3 separate regions of the Mus musculus genome follow, and regions 1 and 3 are each linked to region 2. The links are chromatin contacts, found by Hi-C or POLR2A ChIA-PET in ENCODE. All regions are on one chromosome and are shown on one strand. Each heading gives the region's core, a stretch centred on a gene start or an enhancer-like site at or near the end of the contact. The rest is flanking DNA. Distances are from core to core; before and after follow the strand shown.

Region 1 (4,117 bases), core at 13-2,512, 67 kb before region 2:
TTTTCTTGGCCTCACCGTGGGTTTTGCCAGCCTACAAACGCACACAAAAATTGCACGCATTTTCAGTCACTTTGCCTTTGGCCACCACCTTTTTCTTACTAAAGGACACAAGCATAAAGACTTCTTCTTGGCCAGGCATGGCATTCTCCTGGCAGTTTTTTCTGCGAACCGCGCATAATTTTTTTTTCCTTCTCACAGATAACTGAGCAGACAGAACTCTACACCAAGAAACAGCCACAGGTTATAAAGTCTCCTAGTCGTGGCCATCTATTTTCTGGCATCTTCCACAAAAAAAAAAAAAAAAAAAAAAAAAAAACCCAGTTAAAGGGATCCCTTTAAGTTATTTGCTGGGGAAGGGGGTATCTCGAAATCACCTCTTAAAGCAGCACCACGTAACCCAACTGCTTCCCACTTTCTCTCGCTTCCAGCCCCACCACGTGGAGTCACCACGCCGCCACCTCAGGGGTCCACCACGTGTCCATCCCGGTCACCGGCAGAGACAGCAGATCGCCGGGCCACCCATCCATCCCCACGCTGCCGTCCCCCTTTCCGGGGTACTACAGACACTCCCCCACTGCCCCGGGTCGCGCGACACGTGCGGGGCTCCGCAGAGCACGTGGCGGGCCGCGCACCAGAGCACGTGCGCGGGGAGGCGGGGCCCCGGGACCGCTCGCCGCCTAAGGTTGGCCCTCTCTTCCCACGCCGTGCCCCTATCCGCTCTCAGCTCCTCCGATCTCTCCTCACACCGTCCCCTCCCGCCCGCTACATCCGAACCCTCGATATCGCCCTCCCGGAAACCTGCCTCCGCTCTTCTCATCCCCCTAAGTCAGAGGGCAAGCACCGCGAGACCTCCCGCTAGTCGCGCGAGACTTTCCCCCCCAGCATGGCGCCCTCGAACGCGCCCGGGATTGCGCGCAAGCCCTCCTCCCCTCCGCGACGGACGGGCGGGCGCGCGCGCGTCCCTCCGAAAGCAGGGGCCTAGTCGTCCGCGTCGGCGCGCCAAGGCCTCTTACCTTTGCGAGCTTCACCATGGTGGCGGATTACGGCGGCGGCGCGTGTGGAGAGCGAGCAGCTCGGAAGAGCTCAGCGGAAGCCACACGAAAGCGACTGCAGTAGCGGGTACCGACGACTCTGGAGCACGTACAACCGCCTGCCAGCTACAGCTAGCGTCTGAGGCAAAAGACTGAGCCTGCCCAGTAATCGCCTCTGGAAAGGCGACGAAGGGGGTCCTCGTGACTTCGGCTCCACCAACCAGAGCTCGCGTCCGTCCCCGGAGCCAACCGCGAGCCTTAACGCGGGGCAGCGTGAGGCGGGCCTAAGGCTTGACGAGGGCGGGGCTCTTAGGGGCGGGGCCTGACGTCTGCTCCTGAGGGCGGGACTCGTTTGGGCCCAGGCGGACGTTGACTGGTCAGTGTGCGGGTCCTTTGAATGCTCCTGAGCGCCGGGCTCTCCCCACGCCTGCGCAGTGGGACGGGCGAGTTTGGCGCGGCTTGTGTGTGAGGCGCGGGTAGGTGGCGGCGTGGCCCGGATTCCCTCAGGTGTTCCGAGGCAGCATGGGCGGCGATGCTCAGGTGGTCTGGGCGTTTCTCGGTGCTTTCCCCCGCGCCGCGTGGTCCTGCTGAAGAACGCCGGAAGGCCTAGGGTTCCCTCGGGCTGATGAGCGGGCCTCGGCCTGTTCTCCGCGGAGTCGCGAACGGCTTCTTGGCTATGATGCGAGTCCCCGCTTTCCTGAGAGCTCCTAATAAAAGCAGTTGTGCGTGTGTGTGTGTACGAGCAGTGCACAAGCGATCCATGTAATGTCGGTGACCTCTCGCGGTAGGTATAACTCCAGGTTCAGAGAGGTGACTTCCTGGTGTGGTGGGGAGAAGTACTCGGCCCGCCTGTGACCACGCTCACAGGTTCCCTCCATGGCGGGGGGAACGAGAGAGTTGTCTGGCGTTGCTTTAAATGGATTGCAACCAACTGGTTCCAAGCATAGCACACAGGCGCCCTTCATCAGCTAACAACATCCACTAGAAATGACCTGTGGAGTTTTCGTCCGGAGTTGAGATAGGACTTTATTCTTTACTGTCCTAGAGCACACATGTAGACCATGTTAGCCTCGACCTGTATCGGCACGCCTGGCCCGACCTAGGAGATGTTATTTTATGAGACAGGTTTTCTCTGTGTATTCCTGGCTGCCCTGGGACTCACGCTGTAGTCCAGGCTGGCCTTGAACTCAGAGATCCCCCTGCCTCCCTAGTGCTGTGATTAAAGTCATATGCCATCATACCTGACTTCAACCTCGGGAGATTTTAATGCGAGTGGGATGTGTTGAGTCCCCAAGTTTTTTTATCTGAACTCGGGCCTTTGGAGATAAGTAGAAATAGTCACTGTGTGATGCTTACTTACTACGGCCTTCCCAACGCGGTGGAGGGCAGCCACAGCTACACACCAGTGCGCTCTTGTCAGGGCAGGAGATGGCGAACCCGAGTTGTGGTGTGGGGGCATTGTCTTTATAGCGAGACCGGTCACACCTTGTACTGTATATTATGGAACCAAGGGAGACTCTTGGGTAGAGAGGTAGGAAGGGTGGTGTGAGGAAGACTCTAGATATTTCCAAGCAGAGCAAGCTAAAGGCATTCGGGAGGAGACAAGAAGATGAGCTGTGAGTGTGAAATGACTTGGGTGACATGGCTTCCTTTGTCAATCCAATCTATCTGTATGGGCTATCCTCAGCCCTCTGGTGTACAGTGCCACTAAGAGACCTCTGCTTGCACCCAAGGTTAGTTACACTCTCAGATATCAGCTGCCTAGTACTTTTCTTGGCCATTTATTGTTCATTTGCCCCTTCCCCAGACAGCACAGACTGTTGTCTGCTTTATTCTTGGTACCTAAAGCATTGCCTGGCATATGATAGTGTTGGAAATTACTTGCTAACTGGAGTGAACAGAAGTTTGAGTGCACCAGCAGCAGGGACAGCTTGCAGGATTTGGTGTTTCTGTGGAATCAACACCTAATCCATGTGTGATGCTTATACAAATTATAATTGAATATAACCATATCATATTGGATCCCCAATATCCCTGTAGAAAGCATGGGGTGGCAGCATATAACTAACAACTCCAGCACTGGGGGTTACAGGGAGCAAGGACAGGAGGATCCCTGGCATCTGCTAACCAGCCTGTCTAGCCATGAAAGGTGACCCTGCTCAAAAAAATAAGATAGAGGTGGTGTGAGGATGTTAGTGCCTGTCTGGTATGCACAAAACCAAGATCAGTAACTGTCCAGTTATTATACAAATAGAGCCAAGTACCAGGTTCTATTTCAGCTCTTTAGAAATTTTAAATTAATAAATGTATTCAAAATAGACTAAAAGCATCGCTGCTCACAGACATGAGGGCAAAGAGCAGCAGTTCTCAACGTGTGGGTCTCAACCCCTTTGAGGTCAATACCCTTTTATAGGGGTCATATATCAGATATCCTGCATACATTGCAATTCACAGCAGCAAAATTAGTTATGAAGTAGCAATAAAACATTTTATGGTTGGGGGTCACCACCACATGAGAAACTGTATTAAAGGGTCACAGTCTTATGAAGGCTGAGAACCACTGGCATTGAGTTAACTTGGCCAGTTACAGAGCTAATAGGAGATTGGATGTGTATGTATGTGGGGGGAGGTATGCCTGAGTTCAAATGTAGAGGCAACAGGTTAATCCGGGGTGTCTTTTTCTATCACTACCTTTTTTTTTTTTTTTAACAATCTCATGTATCCCAGAGTGTCCTTGAACTTCTGATTCTTTTGCCTCTCCCAAGTGCTTGTATTTCAAGCGTGTGCTACTACTTATGGTTTATGTTGCTCCGGAGATTAATCTTGACTTTGTGCATGCCAGGCAGGCACTAACCAACTTCCCCAGCCCTTCTCTACCTTATGTTTTGAGCAGGATCTCTTACTGAATCTCACCTTTTATGGTTAGATAGGCTGGGAAGCATATGCCAGAGATCTTCCTGTTTCTGCCCCCCCACCCCCCAACCCTACCCCAAGTACTGGGGTTACAGTTTTTGTGCTGCCCACCTCATGCTCTTTACAGGGATATCAGGGATCTGAACTTGAGTCCTCATACTTTCAATGTAAGC
Region 2 (4,484 bases), core at 1,177-3,676:
GCCGAGGGTCCAGGGAGGGTAAAGAGGGGGACACTGGAGGACAGGACACTCGACAGAAACAACTCAAGGGTAAGCTTGTTCTGGCTGGTGCTTTAGAGACATGTCGCCTGTGTATCATGACAGGTGGCATGGTGACAGTTGCTCACATCACAGCAAACAGGAAGGAGAGAGCATGGCTGGAACCCAGGGTAAGCATGACCTACAAAGACCCTGTGCCAGGGACCTAGTTCTGCCAGCCAAGCCCCACTTCCTTCAGGCTCCACAGACTTCAGAACGACCCTACAAGCTGAGGACTGGGTGCTCAAATACGTAGGCCTGTAAGGAACAGCCCCAATTTAAGCCATCACTTCAGAGAAGGAGCCAGGGACAGGGGACCAGGAGAGGCAGAATGGGAGACAACACAGGAAGGATAGAGGGGGAAGCCTGTGTTCTGTGATGGAACTACTACAGTGTGACCCAGAGCTGCCATTAGGTTGCATCTACAGGCATGGTAAGTCAGTTACCATACTGGCCAGCATCCCTCCACCACAGACCATTGATTATCTTTTGTTGTTTTTAAAGAAAATTTCTTACTATGTAGTCTTGGCTGTCCCGGAGCTTGTTATGTAGACCAGGCTGGCCTCAAACTCACAGAGCCACCTGCCTCTGTCTCAGGAGTGCTGGGATTAAAAGCTTGCACCACCACCACCTGGCCCAAGAGTATAATTGCATTTCTTCTCTCTCTCTTTCTCTCTCTCTCTCTCTCTCCCTCTCTCTCTCTCTCTCTCTCCCTCCCTCCATCCCTCCCCTCTCCCCTCCTTCCCCCCTCCCCAAAACTGAGTTCTCCATGCTAATGAGGTACCTAGAGGCCTGGAGGACTTAGCCAATAAGCTTCCCTTCCCAGACATTCCTCCCTGCAAAAGGTATTTAACCTCAGGTCCACCCGGAGAAGTGGATACAGTACACATCCATTTTCCACCATGAACAGCCAATAAACTGTTTAGAACTGTGGACTGTCTCTTTCAACAAGAGCCACAGTGGGGAGCCATGGGGAAGGCATTCAACTACAGAGCCGCAGCTTAATTCTCCCATAGAAGGTCTCTCTGTGCTCTCAGCCACAACTGCCACCAAGCCTGCCTCCACCAAGCTAAGGACAATATCACCCCCTGGGACAAGCCGGAGCTCCTCCCCCTTCCCCTCCCCCCACCCCAGGCTAGACACTGTCCCCAGCCCACAGCCCGACTCTGTTTTCTGCTCTGCTGAAACTCCCAGCGGATGTCTAAGAGTCTGAGAACCCCACGGCCCAGGCCTCGTTGCAGGCCCAGGGACCCCTGAACCAACTCCAGCTTTTTCCCACCCGGGAGGTGTCTCAGCCCCGGCAGCAGTCACAGTGGCGGTGGCATGGAATAAAGGCAGTCAAACTCCCAGCGTTCCGCTTCCCCAAGAGGCTGTGCCTAGCAGTGGGGCAGTCATGGACCCACAGCCTTGCCCCTAGGAGAGAAGATATAAACATAGACCCAGTTCTCCCTAGGGATGCTGGGGTCCCTAGGGGCATCATCAGATGGTTGCATCTCCTCTTATCCCCAGGAGCAGGAACTACACCTAACCTGGCAACTAGGGTGAGCACAAACACACAAATAGAACCATCCACTCCAATGCTGGGGATGGAACCAGAGCATGCTGGGCAAGTGCGCTACACTCAGCCAAACCCAGTCCCCGGCTACCTTCTTCATACAGTGGGGTTATCTGGGGACCAAGCTCTTCTTAGGATTGCCCTGGAGTCTGTACCCATTAGTGGTGCCCTGCCCTCCCAGCCCAGATGAGCAGGTAGATTGTCCTGTGTCAAAAGGTTAACTCTAGCACTAAGGATAGCCAGCCTAGATGCCGCCCAGGCCCTGGCCTCCACTATTCCTCCTCATTGCTAGAAAAATTACCAAAGAAAGACCGGCCTGAAAGAAAGAAATTGGGGTCCTGAAGTAGCCCAATAGAATAGAGAGATGGTGGGAGGGATAACCTGGTATAACAAATGTCTGTAATCCTAGCTCTTGAGAGGCTAAGACAGGAAGATCAGAGTGGGAGACCAGCCTCAACTACATAACAAGAGCACTGATCCCCTGTCCCCAAAATAAGTTTAAAACCTACTAATTCAAACTCAGCATTACCTTCCTGTATCATGCCCCAAAGTACAGTTCCCGAAACCACTCACAGCCCTGCGGCTGCATCTGCACCTACCTACGTATCTCCATCTTAAACCAAGACAGTTATTCTTCATTTCCTCTGTACCCACTACTCTGGCTATGCAACACCACCTATAGTCAGCTCGCCAGGACAGCCACTCAGCAGACTCAGGACATTCAGGACCCTTGCTCTACAAGTACCTGTGACATCATCAGCTGCCCACAACCTGCTGTGACCTCACCACCTGGACAACTGAGCCTAGCAGGGCCAAGCCACTCCTTCCCAACCACCATAAGTAGCAGGGGGCATAGATGACCGCTGAGCCCTTGGAAGACCCTGAAGCCAGCAGCAGTTCTACACATGATCTTCCCGAGGCCTCCTCGGACAACACAGCTGATGAAAACTCTGCAGATTTACCCGGAGAGTCCGAAGGACCAGACTCCCTGCCCGATGACGTCCCACCAGGAGACATCGACGAAGTGCTAGCTGAACATGATGTAGATCAAACCTCTGAGGCGAAAGCCATCACCACAGAGCAAAATGAAGAGCAGGACTTCATTCGGACTGATACCTTCATGAGACAAGATGAGGACCTGCTCTCCAAGCAGATTTCCACCATCACGGAGAAAAATGTAGACCAGGCGTACATGCAGATTAACACAGTTTTTGAGCAGGATAAAGACCAGGCCTCCATACAGACTGCCACCTTGATGGGACAAGATGAAGACCAGGCATTTTTGCAGATTGTCACTTCTGTGGGACAGAATAAAGATCAGGCCTCCATACAGACTGCCACCTTGATGGGACAGGATGAAGACCAGGCATCTTTGCAGATTGCCACTTCTGTGGGACAGAATAAAGATCAGCCCTCCATGCAGATGGACACCTCCATAGGGCAAGATGTAGAGCCAGCCATCTCCACAGATACAGCAACTTCTGCAGTCAAAGATGAGAGCCCAGATATTCCACATCAGGGCCAGGACAATCCTGAAGAGACCACATCTTTGCTGCCCCAAGACCCAGGTATCCTGCAAGTGTTTGTGGGTTTCCAGAACCCAGTGTGGGACAGGCTAGCTGAAAACAACCGTACAAGTCGGAGCCGGACGGTTTCCCCGAGTGACTCCCAGACCCAGGAAAAGACACTGGGAAACCCGAATGTTCCAGAAGGGCAGCCAGTATTAGTTCCAAATGCTGACGTGCTATCTAACCTGCCTGAACATGTCCAGACTTCGGTGGGAGCTGCTGACCCACCCCCTTCCGATACCAGTGGTCGCGACCCAGAACCCACGCCTACCACCAACTCGGCCAAGCAGGAAGCTGAAGGGTTCAAGGCCTTGAACCCTGGGAGCAAAGCTAGATCGCCAGGGCTGACCAGTGAGGATTCAGCTGCTGACTCAGGTATCCCACCGGATCCACCTGACCCAGGCTCCCCAGGTGGCAGCCCACCCCACTCTCCAGATTTCTACCAGGTGGCCCTGGGCAGGAACCTTCTGGACCCCAATCTGTATAGACCTGATGTGGAGAACGACTACATGCGCTCCATGACCAGCCTGCTGGGTTGTGGAGAGGGCTCCATCAGCTCCCTCACAGACATCCTGGTGTGGTCAGACACAGCCACACGCATGGGTGTGGCTGTGGGCATTCTGGCCTCGGGCTGCAGCTCTCCAGCTGACCGGCTACAAGACGAGGGTCCCCGCCTGCGGACTGTCGCCAGCCTCTTGCGCAGCGCCAGGTCAGCTTTCTCCTCTGGGGTGATGTCTGGAACTGGCTCAGCCCTGCACTCTGTCACGCACCTGCTGGAGTCTGTGGAGAGACGGACTATGGAAGGCATCCGTTCAGCTATGCGCTACCTGGCCCATCATCTCACCTCACGCTGGGCCCGCACTGGCCCCAGTGGTAACTAGACCAGCAAGCCCCCTACTTCTTCCCCAACCCTGCACTAGGTAACTGTCCCCTGCCTTTCAGTAAATAACCACAAGCGTTTATTTTCTAAGCTCTGCCCTTATCCATGCAGTGGGACAACAGGGTAAAAGGACCGATGGGGCCCACAGGTAAACCGAGGACATGTACCTGCCTGTTGCTCAGCCCCATGCCCAAGCTACCGATTGAGGTTTTGGAAGGTAGGAGAGGGTTTGGGGGTAGAGGGTACAATATCAGGCCTCACAGGAGGGATGCGCACACACTTAGGCTGGCCCTAACAGAACACAGCTGTCACTTAGGCTGTTGTGAAACACAAGTGACATCCCTCCTAAGAATGAGCTTGTGGTCTAAATGCGATGGAGATTTAGGGGAAAGGGCCTGGGATAAGTACAAACATAAACTCTGGG
Region 3 (4,256 bases), core at 59-2,558, 78 kb after region 2:
GAGTTTTGGTATAAAGTTCCTCCCCGACCGACCTCCACCCCTGCACCATCAGGCCCTTGGTGGCCAGCTGTGGAGAAACTGCCTGCCTCTAGTGGATTATGATCCCTGTACAAGAGGACTCTAGAGGACTGGTCACCAAGCCTGCAAGGTACCCTGACCTGAGTCCAGTTTTAGGTTCCTACCGGGAAGGGGGGGATGGTGTACGGGGAGAAGAGGGGAACCAGCAAGACCGGGCCCTGGGGCTCTTGAAGGATGGGGGTGGAATGGGACGTGCCTGGGCAGACGAAGTGGGGACAAAGAGGGCCCCAGCACACCTGGCGGCCTGCAGCCCGCGCCCGCCAACCCAGATTCAAAGTGGAGTAGAGGCTGTGATTGGTGGCCGGGCCCAGAGCCCCACCCCTCTCACCTCTTAAGCATCTGGGAAAGGGGAACCTTGTTGAGAAAGGCCCCTCCTCATGTTCTTAACCACTCTGCGGTGGCCTGGCTAGTAAAGGAACCTGGTTCGCTCTCCCTCGTGCCTCAAGCCTGGCTGGGGTTCTGGGGGTAGAGCTCCATCACTACTCTCGGACTTACAGGGCCATCCAGTCAGACTTCCCTGACTTGACTTTCAGACTATGGCCTCCTCCACTTCCTTGTCTTACCCTGGCCCCCACTCTTTGAGTGATCCCTGTTCTCTGGCCCTTCTCCCAGTACAGCCACCACCCTCGGGACAGCTTCCCGGGATCCGGTCTCTTCACGCGTGCACCCTGTCACTACAGTGGCCGTCGAGCTTCTCCAGGAGGCGGTGTCTGGAACTCGCTACACGGTCCTGACACCCCCTTCCTGCAGCAGGGAGGAGGGCGGGTAGTTTGGTACATAGCTCTCCGGGTACCGCAGGGATGCAAGCCCAACGCCTGTGTAGGCGCCCTCGCGGGTGCAGATGGCCGCCTACGGAGCAGGTCCGCACAGGGGGGCCCGGGGGCGGGGGAGTTGCTAGGAGCTCAGATTTCGGCTTCGAGGGGCGGGGCTGGTGCCGAGGCCGCAACCAATCCCGTCTCGGCCCGGACTCCCCACCAGCCGCCAATCACCGTTCGGCCAACCTTCTGCCCGCCGTGTCCTTTGTTCCCGCTGGCCCGGTGGCAGCCGCGGGTCTCCGGCCGTAGGACTTCCGCCCGCGCGGACCAGGCCATGTGCCGCGTAGCTGGGCCCGCTAGGGGGCCTCCTGGTCTCGCCGTCAGGTGGCCTGTTCGTGTCCTTGCACACAGTCTCATCTGCCCTGAGTGGTTCCGGAGGGTCCGGACAAAGCGTTTTGGAAGGCGGGCTTTAGTTTGGGGCGGGGAGGTAGGGTGGCGGCGGCACGGAGGAGCACGGGACCTGGGCAGAGGTCCAGCTCTGGCTCCACCTTTCCTTCCTCGCCCTCAGCTGCGCTGCCTATGCTGGCGGGGTTTTCCCATGCACAGCTCTCATATCCATCCGCCTGCGAACTCCTGGCCGTCTTTGGTGTGCATCCTGTGACGTTCCTGGAAGTCGCAGGTGCCTCTCGCAGGTCCTCTTTTGTCAGAGAGTCTAGGATATCCTTAACTGTGACCCACTCGGTTACCTTGACCTGGGGATCACAGATCAAGGCAGGGCCAACCCACCGTGGAGTCTCAGGCTTTCCAAACTTCAACAGCATCTCTAACACGGCACTGGCGGCCTTGGTTCCTCCTGAGACTTGGTTCCTCTCTCTCTGACTAAATTGGAGCCACCGTTTTCTTATCTGCAAAATGGGGTCGATTACAGTGTTGTCACCTTTATTGCTTTTTTTGGTTTTGAAGACAGGGTTTCTGTGTATAGCCCTGGCTGTCCTGGAACTCGCTCTGTAGACCAGGCTGGCCACGAACCCCACCTGCCTCTGCCTCTGGGTGCTGGGATTAAAGGTGTGCACTGTTTGCCTCCACACATCTTTTGACCAGGCGGACTCCTGTCCTCTGCTGAACAGCTCGTGTTCCTCCGGCTCCAAAACCTGGGCGTTGACAACGGGCTCTCTGCCATATAGCTCTGCCTGCCTTTCCTGTAGACGGGTAGAATTACTTTTGTTGAAGCCTTTACTAGGGGTCTAAGGGAGCAGCAGGTCATCTCCACGTGTCCCCTTACAAAGATGTGGGGCATTGAGCACAGTCAGGACAACAGACCCGGCGGCAGTTTGGCTCTGCAAACATGCTCTGCAAACAGGCATAAGGGCGAGTGATACATGCTTCTTGCCTATAGCCGCCTTTTTGACTTTGCTTTGGTTCCTTGCCCTCCCTGGTTCCTATGGTGTCCCAGATGGATTAATATCACCAAATTGAAGGAAAACTTAGGACCAAGAACAACAGGAGCTGCCTCCCTCCCTCTCAAGGATTCCCCAGGGCTCTAGCTTCTAAGTCATCTTGGGGGGTGGAATTGGAGGAGCCAGTTGGGAAGCATTGCAGGGAGGAGCAGGGAGGGCAGAGAGATTGACAAAAGAGGCCAGCTGCTGTTTGTACACAAGCCCTAAGTTGATAATGAGTGAAGGGGTGGGGGAAGGGACAGGGTGATGGCTTGGCTGGGGCCTCTGCCAGCTCAAGAGGCTGTCCAGAGTATGACTGGCCCACTGCTGGCCCTCCCGCTCTGGCCAGTGCATAAATCTGCCCACAACACAGTGCTAGAAGCCTGGGGCTGGGTGGTGGGTAATGAGTATCTGTAGCCAGAGTGCTGAGACCTGAAATCAACCACCAAGAGGAAGGAAGGAGGAGGACCCAGCACAGGGTCCTTAAAGAGCTTGAGTGGGCCTGGTGGTGGTGGCTCACGCCTTTAATCCCAGCACTTGGGAGGCAGAGGCAGATGGATTTCTGAGTTCAAGGCCAGCCTGGTCTACAAAGTGAGTTCCAGGACAGCCAGGGCTATAACAGAAAAACCCTGTCTTGAAAAACCAAAAAAAAAAAAAAAAGAGAGAGAGAGAGAGAGAGAGATCGAGAGAGAGAGAGAGAGAGAGAGAGAGAGAGAGCTTGAGTGGGCAAAATGGCTATCCTTGGACAGAGAGGCTGGACACTCCTAGGGGAGAGCCCAGGAAGGGTCTTCTGTCAGAGCCTCCTCTGGAGCAAAGGGGGCAGAACTGGAGTTAGGGAGGCCAGGAGATTCCTGCTTCTACCCAAGCTGACAGGAATGCCAGGCAGGCCCCATGGTGACCACTGGTAAGGGCATAGATCAACAAACAAAGGAGGGCTAGAGGGACCTGGGGAATGAGGAATAATAGGAATGGCACTGCCACTGGCTACATGCACATGAGTAATCCTGGAAGGGACTGTCTTGTATCCCTACTCGGTGCCAGTGTTCACTGACCTTTAGGGTCACCGGTAAAGATCTGCCTCATGGCCATGTGGGCTGGAGGGCACAGCAGCCAAGCTGAGCGTACGCGGGCATGTGCTCCTACAGGCAGCCCTTGTACACAAGTGTGTGCATTCCAGCCAGCCATCACATGTGCTGGCTTGGCAAAGCCCCCTGGAGCTGGGAGCCACTGGTGCCAGGAGGAGCTAGCTGGCAGCTCCCTACAAGCCCCCTACCACTACTTTCTGTTCCCTTGGATGCTGAAACTTTGAGCCAGCAACCATTCCAGGAGAGAGGCAGCCCAGAGCAGGGCTGCAATGGCATATAGGACTGGGTGGGGTGGGGTGGGTGCTTAGGCTTCTGTCCTCATTCCTAAGAAGCCAGAGCAGAGCTTTATAGGGAGGACACCCCACTGGGAGGAAAAGGGAATCCTGGAGGGCAGAGCAGAGCCCAGAGGTGGGGGTTGGGGGAAGTTGGGCAAAGACTGGGAAGGCCAGGAGAGATGTGAGGAATTCAGTGAGGGAATTAAGGCCTACAGCCAGGAGACAGAGGGAAGGAGATGCAACTCAGTTGGTAGAGTACTTGCCTAGCATGCACAAAGCCCTGGGCTGGATTCCAGCTCCACATACACTATCTTTGGTGGTCCATGTCTGTAATCCCAGTATCAAGAGGCAAAGAACTCAAGCTACACAGTAAGGTGTTTTTTGTTTTGATTTGGGTTTTTTTTTTTTTTTCTTTCGGTTTTTTGAGACAGGGTTTCTCTGTGTAGCCCTGGCTGTCCTGAAACTCACTTTGTAGACCAGGCTGGCCTCGAACTCAGAAATCCGCCTGCCTCTGCCTCCCAAGTGCTGGGATTAAAGGTGTGCGCCACCACTGCCCGACTTACACAGTAAGTTTTGAGGCCAGCTTGGGCTACATGAAACTCAAACAAATGAATAAACACATAAATA

What was found. Hi-C counts contacts between places; a loop is a spot of excess contacts on that map. ChIA-PET counts read pairs that join two places held with the same protein, here RNA polymerase II (POLR2A).
Region 1: POLR2A ChIA-PET joins it to region 2 with 12 read pairs in embryonic stem cell. The contact joins the promoter of Ncl here to the promoter of Tex44 in region 2. A Hi-C loop is called at or near these places in 2 of 37 maps with a recorded cell type or tissue (T-helper 17 cell and regulatory T cell). POLR2A ChIA-PET finds 5 or more read pairs at or near these places in 4 of 5 experiments (Patski and embryonic stem cell).
Region 3: POLR2A ChIA-PET joins it to region 2 with 10 read pairs in embryonic stem cell. The contact joins the enhancer-like site here to the promoter of Tex44 in region 2. A Hi-C loop is called at or near these places in 2 of 37 maps with a recorded cell type or tissue (left cerebral cortex and regulatory T cell). POLR2A ChIA-PET finds 5 or more read pairs at or near these places in 4 of 5 experiments (Patski and embryonic stem cell).

Annotation. Positions count from the first base shown.
Region 1 is chr1:86,358,193-86,362,309 of GRCm38, forward strand. Ncl (nucleolin) reads right to left here and starts at 1,263. Exons shown (of 14, transcript NM_010880.3): 1 at 1,014-1,263; 2 at 1-31. The coding sequence starts at 1,031. It overlaps C130036L24Rik (RIKEN cDNA C130036L24 gene), which reads left to right and starts at 1,392. Exons shown (of 2, transcript NR_015507.3): 1 at 1,392-1,815.
Region 2 is chr1:86,423,903-86,428,386 of GRCm38, forward strand. It overlaps Tex44 (testis expressed 44), which reads left to right and starts at 2,427. Exons shown (of 1, transcript NM_027966.1): 1 at 2,427-4,147. The coding sequence starts at 2,469. The coding sequence ends at 4,061.
Region 3 is chr1:86,503,145-86,507,400 of GRCm38, forward strand. No RefSeq gene overlaps it. Among named protein-coding and RNA genes, the nearest start is that of Ptma, 21 kb to the right of the region's middle. Within about 2 kb of position 1,309, at least 3 of the 3 ENCODE cell types and tissues checked have a DNase peak (open chromatin) inside an H3K27ac peak, as active enhancers do; they include left cerebral cortex, where a contact is called at or near this core.